Regions from separate parts of the Homo sapiens genome. Here region 1 is linked to region 2. The links are chromatin loops, found by intact Hi-C in ENCODE. Cell type or tissue: IMR-90. All regions are shown on one strand. Each heading gives the region's core, and the rest is flanking DNA. Links, peaks and the distances in the headings are about the cores only. Region 1 overlaps OR52A5 (olfactory receptor family 52 subfamily A member 5). Region 2 has its middle 11 kb from the start of OR51D1.

Region 1 (7,464 bases), core at 2,214-6,213, 500 kb before region 2:
TGCAACCATCATCACTACCTAATTGAAAATACTTTCGTCATCCTAAAAAAAAATCTATATACATTAGTAGTCACATCCCATTACTTCTGCTCCCCCCATCTCCAGTCTTAGCAACTGCTAATCTCTTTTCTGTTTCAATGGATTTTTCTGTCTGGATGCTTTATATAAATAAAGCATTACATATGTGAACTCTTGTATTTACTTTTTTTTTCAATTCTTTTCAGTTAATTCTTATATTAATGTAATATTTTAAATGTTCATCCATGTACCATATATCAGTAATGCATTTCTTTTTAAGGCTGAGTAATATTCCATTAAATGGGTATGCCACATTTTATTCATTTATTCATCAGTTGAAAGACATTTACAATGCTTCCACTTTTTGGCTATCATTAGCTTTCATTAAAAAACATCACTAAAAGACCCATTTGATGTTATTTGTCATACATTTAAAACCAGTCTCATCAACATTTTTGTGTATTTTTCTTCAGTAAAATTCATTTGCAGGGAAGAAGGAATAGACAAGTGTACATTTAAATTCAAAGATGAGATGAGATATGATGAGACCAGATGAGATAAAATAGTTGAATAGCAAGCAAAGAATGAAAGCAAGATCGTAGATGAACTATGGAAGAAATGGAGCACAGCAGAAATAAGATGAGATCAACAGATTTAATGTATCTCATTCTGTCAAATTGTTGTTGTCAGAATGAGGAAAGTGAACTGGTAAAAATACAAAGAAAAACATTAGAAATAATACTCTCCAGGTATAGGATATTGATTATCTCTGGAAGGAGGGTGGGAAATATTGTGGAAGTGCAGAAGAAGTGTGATTCAACTGTATTGAACCTTCCCTCAAGAAACTGTGATGGATTACATGGATTTTTTAGTTATGCTTTATTTATTTTTTATATATTTTTTATTGTATAATATATTTGGCAAAAAAAGATAAGTGAATATATTCCTGATGTAGTACTTGGCAAACAACTTAGTTTAACAGAAGTTAAACAGTATTTTTATATTCATAGTAAAAATATCTCCTAATGTGTTTTAGTTTCTTTAGCAAATTATTAAGATTATTCCATGCTTTAAGAACTATGATTAGAATTTAGGATAAAGGAATGTTCCTGAAGGCAGTGACCATAAAGGTGCAGCCCTGTTTCTTACATTCATTCTCTGTGTAAATATGATGTTTGTCGAATTTTTAAAACTTAATTATTGCCTTGTTTTTTCAGTTACAAAGAGATCTATGTTAGATTTTCCTACACTGTAGATTTTTCTTTTTTCCTTGGGGATCGATCAATGTTCTCTTTTTTTTTTTTCTTTTTTAAACTTTATTTTTGGTTCAGGTGGAACATGTGTAGGTTTTTTAACTGGGAAATTGCATATCGCTGGGATTTGATGTACAAATGATTTCATCAAACAGATAGTGAATGTAATACCCAATAAATAGTTTTTCAACCCTCACCCTTTTCCCACCCTCTGACCTCAAGTAAATGCTGGTGTCTGTTGTTCCCTTCTTTGTGGCCATGTGTACTCAAAGTTTATCTTCCACTTACAAGTGAGAACATGTGTTATTTTGTTTTCTGTTCCTGCATTAATTCACTTAGGATTATGGCCTCCAGCTGCATTCATGTTGCTGCAAAGGATATGGTCCCTTTCTTTTTATGGCTGTATAGTATTCCATGGTGTACATGCACTACATTTTCTTTATGGAGTCCACCATTGATGAGCATCTAGGTTGATTCCATGTTTTCACTATTGCGAATAGCATTGTGATGAACACAGAAGTGTATGTGTTTTTTCGGTAGAATAATTTACATTCCTTTAGGTGTATATCCGGTGAGGAGCTTGCTGGGTCGAATGGTAGTTCTGTTGCAAGTTCTTTGAGAAATCTCCAAACTGTGTTCTACATTGGCTAGATTAATTTACATTCTCACTGGCAGTGTGTAACCATCCTTTTTTCTCTACAACCTCACCAGCATGTTACTTTTTGACCTTTTAAAAATAACTATTCAGACTGATGTGAGGTAGTATCTCATTGTGGCTTTGATTAGTATTTCTCTAATGATTAGTGATGAGCATTTTTAATATGCTTGATGGCCCCATGAATATCTTCTTTTGAGAAATATCTGTTCATGTTCTTTGCCTACTTTTTAATGGGGTTGGTAGACCTTTCTTGGATGCATATTTTGCAAATATTTTCTTCTATTCTGTAGCTTGTCTACTTACTCTGTTAATAGTTTTTCTTGCTGTGCAGAAACTTTTTAGTATAGTTATGTCTATTTTTGTTTTTGCTGCAATTGCTTTTGGATCCTTCATCATAAAATCTTTGCCAAGGCCTAGGTCCAGAATAGTATTTCCTAGATTTTCTTCTTGAGTTTTTATAGTTTGAGGTCTTACATTTAAGACTTTAATTAATCTTGAATTGATATTTAAAGGATGTCCTATTCAGTAAATGGTGCTGGGATAACTGGCTAGCCATATGCAATCTTCTGCATCTGTTACAGAAGATTGTATTGGCTAGCCAGTTATCCCAGCACCATTTACTGAATAGGACATCCTTTACCAATTACTCATATTGTCAACTTTGTTAAAGATAAGATGGTTGTAGGCATGCAGCTTAATTTCTGAATTCTCTAACCTGTTCCATTGGTTTATGTGTCTAATTGTGTACCAGTACCATGCTGTTTTAGTTTCTGTAGACTTGGAGTATAGTTTGAAGTCATCTGGTGTGACTCCATGACTTTGTTCTTTTGCTTGCTATTTGTTTGGCTATTCAGTCTCTTTTTGGGTTCCATATAAATTTTAGATTTTTTTTTCTAATTATGTGAAAAATGGCATTGGTAATTTGATAGGAATAACATTGAATCTGTAAATTGCTTTGGGAAATATGGCCATTTCACAACACTGATTCTATCCATGAACATGAAATGTTTTATTATTTGTTTGTGTCATCTCTGATGTCTTTGAGCAGTGTTTTTTAATTCTCATTGTAGAGACCTTTCACCTCCCTTGTTAGCTGTATTATTAGGTATTTTATTCTGTTTGTGGCTATTGTGAATGGAATTGCATTCTTTATTTGGCCCTCATCTTGGATGTTGTTGATGTGTAGAAATTTTACTCATTTTTGTACACTAATTTTGTATTCTGAAATTTTATTTCAGTTGTTTAGCAGTTCTAACAGCCTCTGAGCAGAGACTATGGGGTTTTCTAGGTATAGAATCATATTGCGGGTGAAGAGAGATAGTTTGACTTCCCCTCTTCTTATTTGGATCCCTTTTGTTTCTTGTTTCTTTTTATTGTCGATTGTTCTGGCTGGGACTTCCAGTACTTTGTTGAATAGGAGTGGTGAGAGTGGGCATCCTTGTCTTGTTCCAGTTCTCAAGGGGAATGCTTCCATTTTTTGCCCGTTTAGTGTGACATTGGGTGTAGGTTTGTAATAGGCAGCTTTTATTATTTTGAGGTATGTGCCTTTAATGCCTAGTTTGTTGAGGACTTTTAACATGAAGGGATGTTGAATTTTACGAAAAGCTTTTCTGTACCTATTGAGATAATCATGTGGTTTTGTTTATAGGTCTGTCTATGTGATGAATTACATTTATTGTTATATGTATGTTGAACCAATCTTGCATCCCAGGAATAAAACCTACTTGATCTTGGTGGATTAGCTTTTTGATGTGCTGCTGGATTTTGCTTGTAGTATTTTGTTGAGGATTTTTGACTCTATGTTCATCAGAGATATTGGCCTAAAGATTTCTTTTTTCCTTGTGTCTCTCCCAGGTTTTGGTATCAGAACAAATCTGGCCTCACAGAATGAGTTAGGGATTAGTCCCTCCTCCTCAACTTTTTGGAATCATTTTAGTAGGATGAGTACTAGCTCTTTTTTTATACTTCTTTGTAGAATTTGGCTGTTTATCTGGTCCAGGGCTTTTACTGGTCGGTAGGTTTTTTTATTAGTGATTCAATTTTGGAACTTGTTATTGGTCTGCTTAAAATTTCAATTTCTTCCTGGCTCAATATTGAGAGGTTGTATGTTTCCAGGAATTAGTCCATTTCGTTTAGGTTCTCTAGTTTGTGTTGTTCTGCATTAATTAATTTTAAATAAGGAAAAACTAAAAGCCAAAACATATATGCATTTTAAATTAAACTCTGTATTAAAGATATTTAAGAGTAGGGAACTTCTTGGGATCAAGAGATTGTTAAAAAAAAAAGCTTGTGATTTACTTTTCTAGGAAGGACTGCTCTAATTTTCTGTCTCTTAAAATAGGACAAAAATCATCTGTGCATAATTGATTTTCCTCCCTTTCTCTTAGCAAGTCTTACTTCTTACAGGCATTACTGTACTCTCAACCCTGTTCTGCCTACCACTTCCAAACACACTTCTTTCTTGGATCACTGAAATGCCTTCTGGAAATCCTTTGATGGTCAAGAGTAAATACAAGGTACAATATTTGTTTTGTTTTCGATTCCCTTTCCTTACCAAGCATACAGTAACGCTGTCCAATTTGTTCAGAGATGAAATGGAGTCTCAATTGATGCATTGCCTTATTTTAGTGTCCTTTTTCTTTGTCAAATAAGTGAGAACGAGATAAACCCTATCTCTGGGGCTCTGAGAGACAGGGATGTGTTTTACTAACAGAAGATGCTTCAACACTGCCATCTCCTGGCCATACTAGATATGCCAGGCCCCCAGGGAATTGAGCAAGCCGCTAACCCTTAGAAATGGCTGGCTTTAAACTTCCATCTTTGCCCTAGGGAAAAAATATCTCTCAGGATTTGAGAAAGGCTAATAAAACTTTGGTAATCAGGGAAAATTATGTTACAAACCACAAATATTACATAGCTGGGACCAGCAGAGAGCAACCTTCCTCTGTGCCAGTCACTTGTCACTGTTGCTCCTGGATATTGAGTAAGTTATAGTTAGGAATGTGTACAGCTCAAGTGGAGGTGAAACAGTACATCCTGAAGTACAAGTACAAGTGCAGCTAATGAATGTAGACTCCAGAAAAAATCCAAATCATAAACATGAAGAGTATATTTTTGTTAGGGTCTCACTTTGAAATTCTATGAACTACAATTAAAGAACAATAATGATAAGTTGAAGAATCTACTTTGGAAGATTGAGATGTTAAGGGCAGTTAGGAGCCTGCTATTGGAGAAGTAATTTAGACCTGCAGATGTTTTACTTGAAAGAGAGAAGGATCATGAGTGTGTAGGGAAGTTGAAACTATCCCTCTGAAGGTTGAAGTCTACGTCTGTTAAAATGAATCGACAAAAGACAAATTAACAGGAAAAAGACATAGAATTTTATTAACATGCATAAGCATGGAGAACTCCAAGGAGAATGATTACCTGATAACTCAATTAAGCACAGATGCTTATATATCCTTCTTTATAGGGGAGGGGAGAGATTGAATGGGACCTGAGAAGAGACAATAGTTTGAGATGAAGTTCATCTGGGCTCCAGGTGTGGTGTTTAATTTTCAGTGTCTTCCTCTGTAATATGAGTTTTAATCTTCTCTGGTTAATGGAATTTCAGGGAAGGGATTGAAGGCAATTGTGTTCCTCTTTAGGGGTCTAGCGTCTAGGTAGATAAGGGAACTTCAGAGAATAACCTCATCCCATGCTTTGGGAAAGACAAAGAAGTGAAAGACAGGAAGGGCTGGGGGATGTCAGAGAAACCTTGCGGTTGCTTCTTTAGTTCAGAATGTTAAAGTGCTATATTTAGGGATATTGGTTTTCTGGGCTCTAACAATGTAATGATCTCCAAAACATTCCAGAGTTTAAATCTGTGGTTATCATGGTGACTAGGGGCCAGGGAAGAACACAGAATAATATTTGGATGTGATGACTTGAGTTATGGAGAAATATTAGAAATGCTTAGCACACCACTTATAAAATTTATGGATCACCTTGATTTAGACCTAGACAACTAATCACTTGCATAACCTCTCTGCTCTCACTTAAAAAAAAATCATTGATGCATAATATCATGTTACCAGCCCTGCAACTGAACCATAGTTATTTGCCAGTGTATCGTTACTGGAAATTGTTAAGTGTCCCAGCCACAGCCATTATATTGCAATCAGAATTTTGTTTTGGATGTTTCTCTATTTCTGCTGCTTCCCAAGGCACTTCCACCTCAACATGTTTGTCAATTATTTCCCATTGAATTTCTTGGAGAATTTTCAAATAGTCTCATCCCATCATATTTTTCGTATGTCAACTTTTCCAGAAGATAAAAAAAAAAAATAGAGCTTTCGACTTTCCTTCAGCAGTAAGTAGCCTGATTTCTTTTTTTTTTATTATTATTATACTTTAAGTTTTAGGGTACATGTACACAACGTGCAGGTTAGTTACATATGTATACATGTGCCATGTTGGTGAGCTGCACCCATTAACTTGTCATTTAACATTAGGTATATCTCCTAATGGTATCCCTCCCCCCGGCCCCCACCCCACAACAGGCCCAATGAGAACACATGGACACAGGAAGGGGAACATCACACACCAGGGCCTGATTTCTATGTAAGGGTTATATCTGTTCACACTGCCTCCATATGGAGATTCAGGCTTCCAAACTCGTTAACTAAACCTCACCTCTAACTAATTCAACATCTTCTTCATGGTTCCCCTGACGATACAACCTGAGGTTCCTCTTCTCCTAAACCAGGTACTCTAAAATTTCCTTAATTTTAAATTTATATATAAATAGTTTAAATATGTCTTTACCCTCCAATGTGTGGAAAAAGTCCTGGTGTGAGAGGTTTAGGGTGCTTATATGAACTACAGAGTTTTTGTATACGGTTGTCTCCTGTATCAGAATTGCTATGGTAATACACCAAAATTATGTGACTGTCATTGTCTACTGAATGGAGTCTGAGTCTTGCAGCAGTGTCATATTTGAACACTTGGGGCTAAAGCTAGAATAAATGTTTTTATTTCTCTGTCTAAAATATAATTCCAAATATAAATATTTGTATTCCTGCTTTCCATGAACAGGTTAGAAGAGGAAAGAGAAAATGGAGTTGGGGAACAAGGAAAGCACCACTAAGCAGGTTGATCATATTGGCCTCTTCTCAGAAATGATGTCCAAAAGTCTTCACTGAGTGTGGCCGGATGATTTTGCTAAAGTGTAAACTGGTGAACCTTTCTATGGGTCTTTATATTGGCATTTTTTCATTCATTAAAAAAAAGATAAGTAAGTTGATGGAGTTGGTTCTCCTAATTCTGCTATTCAATAACTTTGTGATTGGATAAGCATAAAATATATAAAAGTACAGAGAATCACAGCTTGGCAAACTTTCTCCCCTTTCTAAGAAGACCCCTGAATGGCCCTGCCTATTACAAATGGTACCTTGTTCATGCCTTTTGTGCTGACATTTATTGGGATCCCCGGTTTTGAATCTGTACAATGCTGGATTGGGATTCCATTCTGTGCTACGTATGTCATTGCTCTGA
Region 2 (7,464 bases), core at 1,979-5,978:
CCAGTCTCTGTCTTTTAATTGGGGCATTTAGCCCCTTACATTTAAGGTTAATATTGTTATGTGTGAATTCGGTCCTGTCGTCATGATGCTAGCTGCTCATTTTGCACATTAGTTGATGCAGTTTCTTCATAGTGTCATTGGTCTTTACATTTTGGTATATTTTTGCAATGGCTGATACTGGTTTTTCCTTTCCGTATTTAGTGCTTCCTTCAGAAGCCTTCCTTCAGGCCAGGTGGTGACAAAATCCCTCAGCATTTAATTGTCTGTAAAGGACAATGGAACAGAATAGAAATTCCAGAAATAAGACTGTAAAGCTACAACCATCAGATCTTTGACAAACCTGACAAAAACAAGCAATGGGGAAATGATTCCCTATTTAATAAATGGTGCTGGGACAACTAGCTAGCCATATGCAGAAAATTGAAACTGGACCCCTTTGTTATTACCATATACAAAAGTCAACTCAAGATGAATTAAAGACTTAAATGTGAAACCCAAAACTATAAAAACCCCAGAAGAAAACCAAGGTAATACCATTCGTGACATAGGAACAGGCAACTATTTCATACAAATACCAAAAGCAATTGCAACAAAAGCAAAAATTAACAAATGGGATCTAATTAAACTAAAGAGCTTCTGCACAGCAAAACAAATAATCGACAGAGTAAACAAACAACTTACAGAATGGGAGAAAACTTTTGCAAGCTATCCATCTGACAAAGGTCTAATATTGAGCATCCATAAGAAACTTAAACAAATTTACAAGAAAAAACAACCCCATTAAAAAGTGGGCAAAGGACATGAACAGACATTTCTCAAAAGAAAACATACATGTAGCCAACAAACATGAAAAAAAGCTCAACATCACTGATCATTACAGAAATGCAAATCAAAACCACAATGAGATACTATCTCACACCAGTCAGAATGGCTATTAATAAAATATCAAAAAATAACAGATGCTGGCGAGGTTGTGGAGAAAAGGAACACTTTTATGCTGTTGGTGGGAATGTAAATTAGTTCAACTATTTTGGAAGATGGTGTGGCAATTCCTCAAAGACCTAGAGGCAGAAATTCCTTTTGACCCAGCAATCTCATTACTGGGTATATACCCAAAGGAATATAAATCATTCTATTATAAAGACACATGCACATATATGTTCATTGCAGCACTATTCACAATAACAAAGACAAGGAATCAAACTAAATGTCCATCAACAGTGGGCTGGATAAAGTAAATGTGGTACATAGACACTACGGAATAGGATGCAGCCATAAAAAGGAACGAGATCATATCCTTTGCAGGGACATGGATGGAACTGGGGGCCATTATCCTTAGCAAACTAATGCAGGAACAGAAAACCAAATACCACATGTTCTCTCTTATAAGGTAGCTAAACGATGAGAACACATGGATATATGGGGGAAACAACACACACTGAGGCCTGTTGGAGGGTTTGGGGTGTGAGAAGGGAGAGGATCAGCATAAGCATATCTGACTAGTAAACCCAAGCAAAATTGTCTCAATTATTTTTAATACTGACAATTCTGAAGACATTCCTAAATAGGAATTTTAACAATAATTTTAAAACTAGCTTTATTTGCTGTATGTTATCTTAAATCACATAGAAATATCATATAAACAGACAGAGGCACATCTTATAGCTTTCATTAAGATGTTTCATTTGTCAACTTCCAAACAGTTTTTATTTTCCCCATTCAGACTATCAGTCTTCCAATGGCTTGTTTCATTGCCCTACGCAACTGTTAGCTAGGCAGTCCTAAATTTGCACTTCTAAAACGATGACTCCTAGGTGAAACAAGGTGGAAAATTTGTATCTTAAAAGTACAGAGCTGAGACTTCAGACCTAAATATCCTACCATCATTTCCTCAAGCCAAAGAAAAAGCATGTAGGTAAAAGCCCATTTAAGACAAGATGGCCAGGAAAAGCACCTTAAACAAAAGTAAGACTTGTTATGTAAATGAAATACAATGGTAAGAATTTCTAGTGGCTCAGTCCTTCCTCTCTTTGGTGTACAGAGGCAAACACCCTCACAAATGGACAGTTCCTTTATAGATGTAAATTTCTTTTCAAAAGCATTTCAAAATATCCACCTAAATGCCAAAAGGTATATTTTGAAGACTGATTTTGTTCCATAGGTGGTCATTTTAACTTAGCTTCTGTTTTTTACCTAAAATTACTGCATTTAGGGTGAAGCCCATTAAGGAATAGTGCAAAGAAAGCATTTGCTATGTGTAGACTCATGCATAGCTCTGAAAAAAAAACAGGAAGCCTACTTTACCTGAGGGTCTACCTTTTACAAACACTTTATCCAGCTTTCTCTTCACCTTCAGGGCAGGGTAGTAACCAGACTAAAAGGTTAGAAGACTTAATTTTTCTTATCAATTAGTTGCTTAAGCTTTTTGTCTTTTATAAAGACTTTTCTTAAAAACAATAAAAACAATGAAATCTTTTTAGAAGCATCTGCACATCAATAGGCATCCCTGGATGAGCCTAATTAGACAGCTCTAATTTTCAAATGCACTTTTCAAAATGGAGTGTTGTTCATTTGGAGCTTTCTATTATAATTTTTCATTATTTTTAGTAAGATTTTACGACTTTTGTCAATGTGTGCTGCTTCCCGGGCCTAATACTTAATACTATAGGTAAGTGTCGCTAGAAGATGGAGTACTCAGTTCTTCAGTAATTAAGCATCCCATTTTTACATTTATTCTTGGCTTAATTCTCAGATCCCCTTGATCAACTTAGCCAATGATTTTTTCCCTACCTAAAAGCACAAAAGAAATAGAAGATACAAATCCCTGCAAATTTTCGAAAGCCACAGTTTACACCCCCTGAGGTACTGATACAGGAGTTAAGAAGGAATTACTTAGGCAGATAGCAAGGGAACCCCCAAATCATTTTCTAACAAAGAGCAGCCTGCAAGCTGGGAGCTTGCATGGGTGAATGCCGCAGAAACTGAGGACTAGACATTTTCATAATGGTGGCTCCATCTTCCCTTCTCTGCCAGCCGCGTGTATCCTAAGGAGCAGACCAGATGGGGCTGATAACTGAAAAGCCCATTTGCATAAGATTAGGGTAAGGTGACCAGCCTTCCCCATGTGCCATGTAAATGTCATACCTAATTGAACCAATCTGTGAGCCCTACATAAATCAGACACCACCTCCTCATGCCAGACTAAAACAATCGGTGCATTCCCTGCCAGCTGGTGTTTTTTTCTTCTCCATCCTTTCCGCATGGTCTTTTCTGCTTGGAGAACCCTTCCTCTATGGAGGAAGCTGTTCCTCTTTCTCTTCTCTTCTACCTATTAAACCTCTGCTCCTAAATTCCACCTGTGTCTGTGTCCTAAATTTTCTTGGCATGCGACAACGAACCCCTGGCATTATTCAAAGGCTTCTGGACTGAACCCAGCCTCTGACAGTCCGTCCAGGTGTTGGTAAAGGATCTCCAGCTATCCTGTCACAAAACTTTCCTTTCTTTTCTATCCATGGTCATTATGTCTACTATGCTCTCCGTATATGCAATGTGCAGGAATTTTTACAATTCAGGGGAACAGTTCTGTTAGGAAAGATCGGCAAACATGCAGTAACTCAATAAACGTCTTTACCGTTTCTCTGGTGAGTACAAGGTATTACTAGGCCAACAGCGCCACCTAGTGGAAACAGAAATCCTCTTCATGAGGCACATTGTGAGTCCTATGCCATAAACTGCGGTGTCCCAATCCTGGCTTTTCGCACTGCTAGAAAGGCTTCAACTGTGAATGGGAAAGCTCTGCCTTCAACAATTAGGAGCAAAATGTCCTCTGTAGCCAAATTTTAGCCTCAATACTGTCCCATCAGCAGATAAATGGCCATTCAGTCCCTATGTTCTCTTAAGGCACCTATTCTGCCTCCAATTAGAGTGGTACCTAACTAGTAAGGGGATTTTAAGTTTGGAAGTTAGCCAAAACCATTCTATAAAGGTAAATGCTTCAGCACCGGCCATAATAGCAAGATACAGAGTTTAATCTAGCATGCCCCCCCCCCGCCCATTAAAGGGGCCTTGCCCAACTATTACATAGTTTTTCTTGAGATCCGTTTTTCAGGGAGCCAGGCGGCTCACACAAGTCTAGGAAGTCAAAAGTCACCCAGGACTAGAGCCACCTGGGTGAGCATGACTAGCCCTAATTGCTTAGTTCCTCTGGAGTGCATTCTGAAGCACAAGGACTTCTGTGACCCAGAAACTTTAACAAAAATGTGGCTCATTTTCTTTTGCACAAGGGCATGACCTTTTTACTAGACCTCTGCAAGCATTGCAAAATAAACCCAGCTCTTTTAGCAATCATATCAGGCAGGTCCAAAAGAAAATAATTCTCTAAAATTAGAGAAGCAACTCCCAGGGGAACTATCTGAGGCTCCCCTTTATTTGGGGCCCCTTCAAGTTCCCTTCTCATTACAAGATCTTAGACAAATAAAGGGAGACTTAGGTCAATTTTCTAACGACCCTGATAGGTATATAGAAGCTTTCCAAAATTTAACTTAGGTATTTGACTTCTCATGGAGGGATGTTATGCTGCTTCTAAGCCAAACCCTAACCACAGCTGAGAAGCAGGCAATTCTGTAGGCAGCAGAGAAATTTGGAGATAAGCAATATGTCTTCTATAGCAGGCCTAAAAGGAAAAGCGAAAATAGAATGCAGGCCCAGGACCCCATAAGCCTGCTGTTCAAGCCAGCCCAACAACATAATCAGTAACAAACTTGACTACAGGCCTCCATCTTGTTTCAGGTCCTTGGGAACATGACCTGGAACCACATGGCAATACTTTGTTTTAGTCTCCACCATTTTACAATGGTGGCTGTCTTCTTGTGCTAAGTCAGTTCCTGGGTGAGGACCACACAATCAGATAAGCCAGTTTGTCAATCTAGGTGGTGCCAGCTGATCCATCAAGAGCAGGGTTTACAAAATATATTAAGGACTAATCTTGAGAGCAGTTAAGGGAGGGTCAGAATCTTGTAGCCTCAGCTCCATGACTCCTAGGCCATGGTTTCTAATCTTATGGCTAGTTTCTTGGTCTGCTCCCCAGGCAAGAGGTAAGCCTATCTTAAGAAGGGGCTGTTACCATCTTTGTTTTAGACTATAAACTATAAACCCAGCTCCTCCAAAAGTTGGTTTGGCCTATGCCCAGGGATAGGCAAGGATAGCTTGGGAGCTGGAAACAAAATGGAGTTGGTTGGGTCAGATCTCTTCCACTGTCTCAGTAATAATTTTGCAATGATAGTTTTAAAAGCTGCCTATCACCCCTTTGAAAACACCATATACACTTGAGGTTAAGTCATAACCTAATTAAGGCTTGTTGGTTTCACCTGTGAGATTACTTTTTGTAACGTTCAAAAGCTGAAAATCTTAATTGCTTCGCATGGCTAAAGTCTAGTAACAAGAGATTTAAAAGGATTTTCTTAAAAAGCTCTCAGCTTAATTAAAAGTGGATATTCAAGTTATAGGTATATTTAAAAGGCCTTTATGTTTTTCTCTTCTTGGATCTTGTCTTTCTGGAAAAAGTTTTTTTTCTTCTCAGTCAACTGAATTATTTTTCTCCATTTTTTGGCTTGCCACTCTTAATGCACACATAAGACGCCCTAAGATAACTTCTGGTAGCATGGAACTACGAGGCACCACAGACCCTGTTTTGGGAAAAAAAAAAAAAAAAAAAACCCTGTTTTCCTCGTGAAACCACAGGAATTAAAAGCAAATAGTTTAATCTGTAAGAAGTAAAAATAGTCTTAAGGATTATCGGTAAAATGCAAGTGTCATCAAAATGCAATAGGTGGTCTAAATCATTCAATTTAGATACTAGGTTTGCTAAATGGTTCGAGGTTGTATACTGCCTGCTTTACAGTTAGGTAAGGCACAGGGAGTTAGAATCTGGAAAGAGACAAGCCTTATCTGCACTTCTGTCTGGGTCCTAAGCGCCACACATGGCACATAATTAAAATCGCTTACTAACCAGGTTTTTCACCAAAAGTAACGGTTGCTAAGAGTAACAGAGCAACATGATCACTAAATAGTTTTATATGAAAGGCATATAAAAACAGTAAAATGTGTCTTTAGTAAAAGATTATAGGAAAGAATGGAAATGTTAATTTTGCCCAGGGATGAAGGATTATATTAAATTTGATAAGACAGAGCTAGAGGTTTAAGCAAGTTATAGAAAGATTGTAAAAATTAATCTTGCAAAAGTGTGTAAACATTAATTCAAAAGGATCTTTTGAATATATGGTCTTTTCATAAACTGAGCATCAAAATAAAAGCACAGCAAGGTGGTCTTAAGATGCTTATCTGGCCTTTAGCAAAAGGGTTGTAAAAGGTTTGTAAAGATTTCACCTCATGGTCAAATTGGTTAAGGTTAGATGGAATCATCTATAAGGTTTCATTTAAACAAATTGGGGCTGGGCATAGTGGCTCATGCCTGTGATCCCAGCACTTTGGGAGGCCAATGCAGACAGATCACTTGAGGTCAGGAGTTCAAGGCCAGCCTGGCCAACATGGTGAAACCCCATCTCTACTACAAATACAAAATTAGCTGGGTGTGGTGGTGCACACCTGTACTCCCAGCTACTTGGGAGGCTGAGGCAGGAGAATCACTTGATTCTGCCAGGAGGCAGAAGTTGCAGTGAGCTGAGATTGTGCCTCTGCTCTCCAGCCTGGGTGACAGAGCAAGACTCTGTCTCAAAAAAATAAAAAATAAATAAAATTGGGTTAACATTAATAAACTAATGCAAGGGTGAAATATGGCTTTAAACAGGATTTTCATGTAATAGTAATGCTACTGAAAGGTTTTTGCCTTTTGAGTCATCATTTTGGCAAAATAAATAATTTCTAGCATTCTGGAATTCTACTTCATAACATCCAGTGTTTTAAACCTCTAGCATTTAACAGACATCCCAAAATCAAACCTCAAGTTTCAAAATTGTCTTTCCTGCTGCCTGGCTTTCTAGATGGCTCAGAGGGCCCCTGAAACATCCATAGAAGAAGTAAACAGGATTATTTGACATGTTTAGTCACATGAGATTTCCAAAATGATGTCAAGTCTTCTTTAAGTCATATTCTGGTGAATAATACTAATATATGTTCCAAAGTTGTATGAGATTTCTAAAATTCTAATGTCTGAATATATGCTATCAATCATAATTAAGGGTAAAGTTATCACAAGCCGTGGAGATAACTAAACTTCTTTGTCAGTCATGTTTTTAACTGTAACTACCATGAAAATGTTGTCATTTGCAGACAATTGTTGTCTCGCTTTGTTCCTTCTGAAAAGATGGGCTATAGTCAAGCTATAAGACTTTAACAGGTGTTCTCAAATCAGGTTTTTAATAGCTTTGAAGATTGTAACATTGGAATAGAGAAAGAACGTATGGGACTTATGAAGAACTGAAATGTTCATGAATGTCAAGCAAAACA

Evidence for each region. Hi-C counts contacts between places; a loop is a spot of excess contacts. Peaks named below come from ENCODE experiments on the same cell type or tissue, not always from the same donor. Only the 100,000 strongest peaks of a DNase experiment are listed, where the experiment ranks them.
Region 1: a loop joins it to region 2, with 7 times the contacts of the local background. A loop is called at or near these places in 7 of 110 quality-filtered maps.

Annotation. Positions count from the first base shown.
Region 1 is chr11:5,121,449-5,128,912 of GRCh38, reverse strand. It overlaps OR52A5 (olfactory receptor family 52 subfamily A member 5), which reads left to right. Exons shown (of 2, transcript NM_001005160.3): 2 at 1-137. It also overlaps the pseudogene OR52A4P. Among named protein-coding and RNA genes, the nearest start is that of OR52A5, 13 kb to the left of the region's middle. In IMR-90, for the core only: a CTCF peak has its summit at 4,665 (motif pointing left); a DNase peak (open chromatin) is centred at 4,632.
Region 2 is chr11:4,622,603-4,630,066 of GRCh38, reverse strand. No RefSeq gene overlaps it. Among named protein-coding and RNA genes, the nearest start is that of OR51D1, 11 kb to the left of the region's middle. In IMR-90, for the core only: a CTCF peak has its summit at 3,672 (motif pointing left); a DNase peak (open chromatin) is centred at 3,676.